2 separate regions of the Homo sapiens genome follow, and region 2 is linked to region 1. A link is an interaction called in ENCODE POLR2A ChIA-PET data of the cell type or tissue named here. Cell type or tissue: Panc1. All regions are shown on one strand. Each heading gives the region's core, and the rest is flanking DNA. Links, peaks and the distances in the headings are about the cores only. Region 1 overlaps NUP133 (nucleoporin 133). Region 2 has its middle 45 kb from the start of ACTA1.

The links. Peaks named below come from ENCODE experiments on the same cell type or tissue, not always from the same donor. Only the 100,000 strongest peaks of a DNase experiment are listed, where the experiment ranks them.
Region 2: POLR2A ChIA-PET joins it to region 1 with 9 read pairs; 9 of 35 experiments call an interaction of 5 or more read pairs at or near these places.

What each region holds. Positions count from the first base shown.
Region 1 is chr1:229,442,179-229,447,556 of GRCh38, reverse strand. NUP133 (nucleoporin 133) reads left to right here. Exons shown (of 26, transcript NM_018230.3): 25 at 2,555-2,643. Among named protein-coding and RNA genes, the nearest start is that of ACTA1, 11 kb to the right of the region's middle. In Panc1, for the core only: no CTCF peak of the experiment used is centred there; no DNase peak of the experiment used is centred there.
Region 2 is chr1:229,386,352-229,391,734 of GRCh38, reverse strand. No RefSeq gene overlaps it. Among named protein-coding and RNA genes, the nearest start is that of ACTA1, 45 kb to the left of the region's middle. In Panc1, for the core only: no CTCF peak of the experiment used is centred there; DNase peaks (open chromatin) are centred at 2,360 and 2,544.

The DNA of each region.
Region 1 (5,378 bases), core at 379-5,378:
ATGCTTTTTCTGGTGACCAGCCCCTATCCTGAAGCTAGCTGGGGGCTGCCAGCTGTCAGCCAACTCAATAGTATTAAAAAAAAAAAAAGACATCTATGGAGATCCTAAGGATTTTAGGAGTTGCAAAGCAGGAAGTGGGGTGAAGAAGAAGACCAAATACATATTTCACAGTATTACAGGAAGATTATGATATTATATGTCAAATGGTTTTATAACCTTCTAACCATATTGTAACATACATATTATGAAAATTTTAATGGTTACATTAGTAATATTTATTTAGTCTTGGTCTTCTCTATTTTAATAGTTAAGAATAGCAAGAATAGCCTAAAGACTTAGGACCACTCATATAATAAATCACTACTTTTGATTTTAAAATTTAGGTTGTCAGTTTGCATAGAAATACACATCCCTTATTTTCTTTCTTTTTTTGTGATGGAGTTTCACTCTTGTTGCCCAGGCTGGAGTGCAATGGCACAGTCTCGGCTCACCACAACCTCCGCCTCCCGGATTCAAGTGATTCTCCTGCTTCAACCTCCCGAGTAGCTGGGATTGCAGGCGTGTACCACCACGCCTGGCTAATTTTGTATTTTTAGTAGAGACAGGGTTTCTTCATGTTGGTCAGGCTGGTCTCGAACTCCTGACCTTGTGATCTGCCTGCCTCGGCCTCCCAAAGTGCTAGGATTACAGACGTGAGCCACCATGCCCGGCCACATCCCTTATTTTTGCAGAAGTGAGGCTTGTCATGCCAAACGAGACTCGAAGCTATGATTTTGTTTTATTTATTTATTTTTATTTTTTATTAAAAAAAAATTTTTTTTTTGAGATGGAGTCTGGCTGTGTTGCCCAGGCTGGAGTGCAGTGGCACAATCTTGGCTCACTGCAAGCTCCACCTCTCGGGTTCATGCCATTCTCCCGCCTCAGCCTCCCGATTAGTTGGGACTACAGGTGCCTGCCACCACACCCAGCTAATTTTTTTTAATGTATTTTTAGTAGAGATGGGGTTTCACTTTGTTAGCCAGGATGTTCTCGATCTTCTGGCCTATTTTGTTTTTTAAGTTACTACAATTTGAGGGTCAGTGCCCTTTTCTAAGGCATTAAGTACTACTTTCTCTTTTTTTTGTTTGTTCGTTTTGTTTTTTGTTTTTGAGACAGAGCCTCACTCTGTCACCTAGGCTGGAGTGCAGTGGCTCAATCTCGGCTCGCCGCAACCTCCGCCTCCCAAGTTCAAGCGATTCTCCTACCTCAGTCTCCCAAGTAGCTGGGATTACAGGCATGCGCCACCACGCCCAGCTAATTTTTTTGTATTTTTAGTAGAGACCGGGTTTCTCCATGTTGGTCAGGCTGGTCTCAAACTCCCAACCTCAGGTGATCTGTCTGCCTCGGCCTCCCAAAGTGCTGGGATTACAGACATGAGCCACCGCGCCTGGCAAGTACTACTTTCTCACAATCATATCCTTTCTGCAGAGGAGGACTTCCACCTATGGAAATGGTGTTTATGTTACGATTCAATGACAAAGACTAAGAATAATCAGTTGAAGGAACAAATTCTTTCCAGGAAAAGAATTTTAAACAAAGCATGAATTGACTGCTAAAAGCCTTCTCCTACTCACAATTTTCCTTTTTCCTGTGGTAAAATATTATAGAAGAGCTATTTTTACTAAAGCATTTCTTCCCTCCTCTGATCATTCCAAAATAGTTAAAATTGCTGTTAAGTTTAGTCTTAGAGGTCAGTCCCTGAAGCTTCTAGCTTTCTGCCTACTTGATTGTTTGGTCCCATCCCAGTCATACAAAAGGATGCTATCATTTTGATTAGAATTCCTTGTCTTAGTTTCTTGTTTAAAAATTTTAAAGTTATCATGTCCATTGATTACAGAGCAGTGGTTTGGTATTTTTATTTTAGTAGTAGATAGTCACAACTACATAAAGAAAGCTTCTGGCTGGGTCCAGTGGCTCATGCCTGCAATCCCAGCACTTTGGGAGGCCAAGACAGGAGGATTGCTGGACCCCAGGAGTTCAAGACCAGCCTGGGAACATAGCGAGACTTTGTCTCTACACAAAAGTAAAAAATTAGCCAGGCACAAAGTGGTTGCATGCCTATGGTCCTAGCTACTCGGGAGGCTGAGGTGGGAGGAACACTTGAGCTGGAGGAGTTCGAAGCTGCAGTGAGTCATACTTTGGGGTCCATACTGAATATGTTACTTACTAATAGAATTTTCTTCAGAAAGATACCTCACTACTTGGTTTCTGAAATCAAATAGGTAAGAGTTATATTGAGTCAGTAGCTACCTTGAGTATAACATCTTTTTTTAAATGTGTTTTCCTTGGCGTCTCTTGCATGTTCCCTAGAGTGTAATGTCTTATATCTAATGTAGAAACTGTCAGGGTATTCAGCATGTAAAGTGCCTTTATTTAAATGATTTGAAACAGTATCACAAAACTCAGATTCTCCATCCCCCACAGCCATCAAAATAAAACCATGATAGCAAACAAATCATTTAATTCAGCTATATCAGTGATTTCATTTTTCCCTCATAATGATTTTGTTTTCTAGCTGGTCCAGTTCTGATGGCAAAGATGATCCAATTGAAGTATCTAAAGACAGTATATTTGTGAAGATCTTACAGAAACTTTTAAAAGATGGTAAGTGGTTTGTTACTATACCGTTGGAAATTACAGTGTCATTCCTCAGTTTTTTGGGTTTTTTTTTGAGACGGAGTCTTGCTCTGTCACTCAGGCTGGAGTGCAGTGGTATGATCTCGGCTCAGTGCAGCCTCCACCTCCCGGGTTCAAGCAATTCTTCTGCCTCAGCCCCTGGAGTAGCTGGAACTACAGACCTGTGCTACCATGCCTGGCTAATTTTTGTATTTTTAGTAAAAGCAGGGTTTCACCATATTGGCCAGGCTGGTCTCGAACTCCTGACCTCATGATCCACCTGCCTTGGCCTCTGTCTAAAGAAAAAAAAAAAAGAACCAAGAAGCTTTCATTTGGAGTCTGTCCACACTGATCTCCAAGCATTAGTATTCAGATTTGTAGCTTCCTTTCATAGCTGTAAAAATGCCACAGACTGAATTGTGTCTAATTAAGTATCTAGCACTAATATTTAAGGGCAGCTTTGCAGTTTTTGTTATTCTTAGTGGATTATAAAACAGGTGAAAAACAGGAATGGAAAGTCATAATTTCATAAAGGACAAGAACAGTGGAAACTTTTTTTTTTCTTTTTTTTGAGACGGAGTCTCATTCTGTTGCCCAGGCTGGAGTGCAGTGGCTCAATCTCAGCTTACTACAACCTCCACCTCCTGGGTTCAAGTGATTCTCCTGCCTCAGCCTCCTGAGTAGCTGGGATTACAGGCACGCACCACCATGTCTGGCTAATTTTTGTATTTTTAGTAGAGACAGGGTTTCACCATGTTGGTCAGGCTGGCCTCGAACTCCTGACCTCGTGATCTGCCCGCCTCAGCCTCCCAAATTGCTGGGATTACAGGCATGAGCCACCACGCCCAGCTGAAACTTTTATTTAAATAAAAATATAGGCAGGTGCAGTGGCTCACACTTTGGGAGGCCAAGGTGGGAGAATCACTTGAGCCCAGTAGTTCAAGACCAGCTGGAGCAACATAGGGAGATCCTGTCCCTATTTTAAAAAAAAAAAAAAAAAAAAAAAAGAGTTGAGCACAGGGGTGCATGCCTGTGTTTCCAGCTACTGGGGAGGCTGAGGTAGGAGGATTGCTTGAGCCCAGGAGGTGAAGGCTGCAGTGAGTTCTGATGGTGCCACTGCACTTCAGCCTGGGTGACAGAGCGAGACTCCGTCTCAAAAAAAAAAAAAAAAAAAAAAATTATATATGTGTGTGTATTATATATGTATATTTTACATATATAAGGCGTGCGGTTTTTTAATAACAGGACAAATGTACTTTTGGAACCTTCTTAATATGGCTTTCATGTACAATAGTGTTTTTAAAGGACAGATTCTGAAGGTAGGGAGATACAGATAACCTTGCATTATATTTCATAGGCATTGACAGTGCAACAGCTACTTCAGCCTGTGCATTCTTCCTGCAGACATATTTAAATTACCCACAAGGTTTGTTTTTACATGTTACCTGAAATACATTATACATACAGAACAAAATGCATGTCTCATTAAATGGAGTTTAAATTTTTTTCTAGTTAGTCACCAACATTTAATAGTTGAGAATGGTGTTATAAAAGTCTTATTTTGCCAGGCACGGTAGCTCACGCCTGTAATCCCAGCACTTTGGGAGGCCGAGGCAGGAGAATCCCTTGAGCTCAGGAGTTCAAGACCAGCCTGGGCCACATAGCAAGACCCCCACCTCTACAGAAAAAAAAAAAAAAATTAGCTAGGCTTCGTGGTGCATGCCTATAGTCCCTGCTACTCAGGAAGCTGAGGTGGGAGGATCACTTGAGCTCGAAAGGTCAAAGGATTGAAGCTACAGTGAGCTACGATCGTACCATTCCACTCCAGCCTGGGTGACAGAGTGGAGACCCTGTCTCAATAAAAAATAAAAACTACAATTAAGAACCAAAAAATAGGCTGGGCACAGTGGCTCATGCCTGTAATCCCAACACTTTAGGAGACTGAGGTGGGTGGATCACTTGAAGTCAGGAGTTCAAGACCAGCCTGGCCAACATGGTGAAACACCATTTCTACTAAAAATACAAAAAATTAGCCGGGTGTAGTGGTGGGCACCTGTAATCCTAGTTACCGGGGTGGCTGAGGCAGGAGAATCGCTTGAACCCAGAAGGCAGAGGTTGCTGTGAGCCGAGATCGCGCCATTGCCTGGCCAGCAGAGTGAGACTCCGCCTGAAAAAAAAAAAAAAAAAGAACCAAAAAATGATGCAAGGCCCTTTGAGTTTTTTTTTTAAACCAGTATCTGATTTTGAGAATCTTATGGTAATGTAACAAATTATAAAAATATTATTGGCTTATTAATTTGAAAATTTTCATCCAGTTTTCTCTATTTGTCAAATGAGAAAATTGTGTATGTTTGTTTGTAACTACACAGATGTCAAACAATCCATTTAGTTCATGTTCACTGTCTTTTCAGCTCTATGGATGACTTGTGAAGAAATGATTCTTTTGCCTATCTAATTTTAGATTTATACTGTAAACACATTTTGAGATCCTGTAGCTAGCGTTCATAACAGTGTTTCTACTAAATTATTCCCTAAATAGGGGATCATATAAGTGTTTGAAATACTTGTTTTCAAGCTTGGGAATACATGAAAACGTTTCAGATCTTATTAAACACTTTAAATAGAATGGCTATTTTGACCACTGGAGGGAAAAACACTCAGGCAGCCCCTGTAAAGGATATCACATTGTTAGACTTGAAAGTATGTTTGACAGATGGAAGGAA
Region 2 (5,383 bases), core at 141-5,140, 56 kb after region 1:
ATCCCTGTGTGATACACGAAGAGGCTGAGGCTAAGAGAGGTTAAGAAACTTGTCCAACATCACCCAGCAAGTAAGTGGCAGAGCTGGGGCTTGAATTCAACTCTGGCTTAATACAAAGCACATAAGTTTAAGTTATATTTATTTCCAACCAAAAAGAAGTTGTCATTTCTGTACTTGTACTAAGAACTAGTTGGGCGCAGTGGCTCACACCTGTAACCTCAGCACTTTGGGAGACAAAAGAAGAAGATGATCACTTGAGCCCAGGAGTCCGAGACCAGCCTGGGAAGTAAGACCCCTTCTCTACAAAAGAAAAAAAACACAGCTGAGCATAGTGGCAGGCACCTGTGGTCCTGGGTACTTGGAAGGCTGAGGTGGGAGGATTGCCTGTTCCCAGGAGGTTGAGGCTGCAGTGAGCCATGATGGCGCTGCTGCACTCCAGCCTGGGTGACAGAGTAGACGCTGTCTCACAAAACAAGAAAAAAGAGAAAGGGATCAATGTTTTTGGATTATGCATATTGCTTTCAGCTATTTAATTAGTATTTGGAGGTATTTAGGTACATGAAGAGAAGGAGGTATGTTAGAAATTTGGTAGCGAGAACAAAGAAAGTAGCCCAGCTGGCTTAAGCAAAGAGGGGTGGGTGGGAGCCATGGTGAGGGTGCGGGCAGCCAGCCTCCAGGGCTGGCCTGGGTGCCGCTCCCCACCGCTGCTTTCTCTTGGCGCATCTGCTCTGTTCCTCCCTTCATGCCGGCGGTTTCCTGGGCTCCCCGGCCTCCCTTAGGGAATGGGCACCCCTCAGCTCCAAATTCACTTCCAGGTCCAGTCATATGCAGAGCTCAGCTGTCTCTCAGTTCTAGTTGACGATTCCAGGAATAAGAAAATCTAGCTGGAATCAAGATTCTGTCCCCGATCCAGTAAGCAATGGCTGGTCAAGGGGGTTCCCCAGCATAACGTGGCCTATGGGAGTTTGCTGTCACAGATAGAAGGAAGAGAAGAGAAAAGCTCTCAAAGAAGAGAGTCACTGGCCTGTGGGTGGGCAGACACACCCAACAGATAACCCTCAAAAGAATGGGTAGAACAGAAAGTTCAGCAATCCAAAGCCAAGAGACGCCACAACCTACCCACCCTGCCCACTGCTGGATTCCTCTTCACCTGTACTGGGATGAGTGGAGTCTGTGAAGTCTTTGGTGGATGCATAGACATTAAAACACGAATGGACTTCAGTCTGCTCAGGGGCATCTGCGTGTGTCATGAGACAAAGGGTTTGAAGGGCTCGAATTGGTGCCTGTATTCAATGGCCGAGGCTGCCGTAAGAAAGCACCACAGACTGAGCGCTCTAACAACAGAAATGTATTGTCTCAGTTCTGGAGGCTGGAAGTCCGAGATGGAGGTGTCAGCAGGGTTGGTTTCTTTTGAGGCCTCTCTCCTTGACTTGCAGGTGGGCTTTTTCATCTTCACAGGACATTCTCCTTCTATGGATGACTGTCTCCAAATTTCCCCTTTTTATAAGGACACAGGACATATTGGATTCAAGCCCACCCTAAATTAGACCAACCTCATTTTAACTCCATTACCTCTGTAAAAACCCTAACTCCTAATAAGGTCACACCGTGAGATACGGAGGATTGGGGTTTCAACATGTGAACTTCAAGGGAGCACAATTCAACCCGTAACAGTTCCCCTCTGAGTCCCCCTCCAAATTAAGTGGAGGCAAGCGGACCAGATAACACAAACAAGGGTAGTATCCCCATTGGCCTGACACTCAGAATGAGCCCAAAATCTGTTCCTGAATGTTCCATGAGTGCCAGGGAGCTAAAGTCAACCTAGCTCAATGTCTGTATTTTGGAATGGGTGAAATAGATGCTCCACAACTATGTGTTCAGTGAATGAGTGAAAAAGGCAAGCAACTTCTCAGAGGCTCCAGGAGCCACGGGGCAGAAACTAGGATCAAAGTTGGGTCTTCTTGGCAGAACAGGTCCCTGAGTCCCTGCCTGGAAAATTTTTCTCTCCTCTGAAAGTGGTGGGAAGACAGGCTAAGCATGAGCCCTTCCAAAACTCTGTGTGTATGTTCATGTACGTGTGTGCAGGTGTATGTGTGTGATCCTTTTGCCTTGGGTCTTTTTGTGAGATTTCAATACCCTTATTATTCTCAGGTAAGGCAGGTGCTTGCAAATAAAGACGCTGATATGGGTTTTAGGAGCCTGGTTTCGAAGTCAAAACGAGCATACACGCACTCTGCTGTCTCTGAGTTCAGCCTCTTTAATATGAGAGTCATAGGGTGGAAAGGAAGTCCCAAGAATAGTGATCATTCTAGATATTCTTCTGCTTCAGTAAGATCAACAGATGTAATGACTCATATGTCTCAGATTGTGTTCAGGGAATAAGAAAAAATCTCAAAGAACCAGCATTTAGCAACCTTGGTATGACGTTCTCAACTTCTCTAATGCAAAATGACAGATGTCACTTTTGTTTAAGTCACTTTTCCATATGGTCCCATGAACTTCCTGATATGAGTAGAAGAAAAAGTGTCCTCTTAGGAGTGGCACTGATTTTGATTATGTATTTGAATGGGCTGAAATGATATTGCAATGAGAAAAGAAATGGATAAAAATGTAAACAAATGATTCATCATGTTGGAAATCGGCACATGGCTCAGCCATTATTACAATGTGTGTGCAGATCATTTTCCACAGACAGGGATTAAAAAACACTTTGTGCCTTTATAGAAAACAAAAATAATACTGCCACTCTGTCTAGCTTGGGTTCCCAAAGAAGAAAATCTTGAGCATTTCCTGTAAGCCTGGACTCCTGAGCAGAAACAACCTCATCTCCGACTTTTGCAGGGTTGATGTTGGAGGAAATAACACAGCATTGTGCATGGTAATTATGAGAGGAGTTGGTGTTTTTCCACCATGAAAAGGTGGGTATAAACATGGTGATCTTGTGGGCTTTAGAAATAAAGTGTTAAGGCCACGCCTTTAATCCCAGCACTTTGGGAGGCTGAGGCAGGTGGATCACGAGGTCAGGAGATCAAGACCATCCTGGCCAAGATGGTGAGCCCCCATCTCTACTAAAAATACAAAAATTAGCCAGGAGTGGCGGCCGTAGTCCCAGCTACTTGGGAGGCTGAGGCAGGAGAATTGCCTGAACCCAGGAGGCGAAGGCTGCAGTGAGCCAAGATCACGACATTGTACTCCGGCCTGGGCAACAGAGTGAGACTCCGTCTCAAAAAAAACAAAACAAAACAAAAACCAAAAAATGTTAACTACTTGCTCGACTTTTTGTTGGATGAGCTAGTCTTACTGAAGCCTAGCTTCCTTCCCCTTTTATATCCACAAACTTTTTTCCTTTTGAAAGACTTTGTCTCTGAATATTCCCTTGACAGATAAAATAAATGTTATGAACTGAATAGTCATATTCCTTCCAAATTCGTATGCTGAAGCCTGAATCCCTAAGGGGATGGTATTAGGAGGTGAGACCTTTGGGAGGTAATTAGGTCGTGAAAGTAGAGCCTTCATGATGTGATTAGTGTCTTTCTAGAAGAAGCAGCAGGCCAGGTGCAGTGGTTTAACTTCTTGGTCTGCCTCTCCATCTGCTCAGATATCTCCAACCAGCTACTGTCACTGTCCTGGTTGAGCAGAAGAACATAAACCAGGGCCAGGTGTGGTGGCTCATGCCTGTAATCCCAGCACTTTGGGAGGCTGAGGCGGGGGCATTACTTGAGGTCAAGAATTCAAGACCAGTCTTGGCAACATAGTGAGACCCTGTCTCCCCAAATAGTTTTTAAAAAATAGCTGGGTGTGGTGGTGCGTGCCTGTAGTTCCTGCTACTTGGGAAGCTGAGGTGAGAGGATCACTGGAGCCCAGGTGTTTGAGGCTGCAGTGAGCTATGTTTGTACCACTTCAGGCTGGGCCACAGAGTGAGACCCCAAATTGAAATAAATAAACAAAGAAGAAATGAGAGAGCTTGCTCTCTCTCAAACATGTGAGGATACAATGAGAAGATGGCCATCTGCAAACCAGGAAGTGACCTTCTCCAGACACCAGATCTGTTCGTGCCTTGATCTTGGCCTCCAGAACTGTGAGAAATAAATGTCTGTTGTTTGGAGCCACCCAATCTGCTGTGTTTTGTTATGGAAGCCTGAATAGATGAAGACAACTACCATTCCCATTTCTCCGAGCTCCTTAAAGAAGGAATTCCTCCTCACCCCTAAAATTTGCTGTTACATTCCAGGACAGAGCTATTTTCAACTAAATGTGTAACAAATACCCATTTATGACAGTACAATAGGAGGTCACGTTCATGACCTAGCTGCAATGCCTCTTTTTTTTTTTTTTTTTTTTTTTTTTTGAGACAGAGTTTCACTGTTGATGCCCAGGCTGGAGTGCAATGACACCATCTTGGCTCACTGCAACCTCCGCCTCCCAGGTTCAAGTGATTCTCCTGCTTCAGCCTCCCCAGTAGCTGGGACTACAGGAATGCACCACCTATGCCTGGCTAATTTTTGTATTAGTAGAGACGGGGTTTCACCATGTTGACCAGGCTGGTCTCGAACTCCTGACCTCAGATGATCCGCCTGCCTTGGCCTCCCAAAGTGTTGGGATTATAGGCAGGAGCCACTGCTCCCGGCCTGCAATACCTTTTTTTATGAGCTGCAGGATGTTGTACTGTAGGGTTCATGATTATTTCTTATAAAATTATCGTATGTCTTTATTCATAAGGTGCAAATCCTTGCAAGAGGCTGCAATGCTTTTTTTTCTTTGTTTATTTCTTTATACATTGTCTCATTCCAGGAAAGATTTATAATAGTTTATACAAGATTATAGAAGATAAAATAAAAATAAGTAATTGAAGAAACTGGGACCTAAGACTGGAAAGCTAAGATACCTCTAGGAGTGGATTAGTAGTACACAGGCTGGTGCAGAGTGAACCGTAAATTTCATTCAGAGATTATTAACAGCTATGCTGGGAGGGACATATGAGTAGTTTTATGACTGATTAATCTGTGTGTGTGTGTGTGTGTGTGTGTGTGTGTGTGTGTGTGTGTCTGAGAGAGAGAGAGAGAGATGGAGTTTCCCTCTTGTTGCCCAGGCTGGAGTGCAATGGCATGATCTCAGTTAACCACAACCTCCGCCTCCTGGATTCAAACGACTCCCCTGCCTCAGCCTCCCGAGTAGCTGGGATTATAGGCAGCCGCCACAGGCCTCGCTAATTTTTGTATTTTTAGTAGAGACAGAGTTTCGCCATGTCGACGAGGCTGGTCTTGAACTCCTGACTTCAGGTGATCCAACCTGCCTTGGCCTCCCAAAGTGCTAGGATTTGAGGCATGAGCCGCTGCACCCGGCCAATCATGTCTTTCTATTTTGATGCTTAGATATTTTGGGA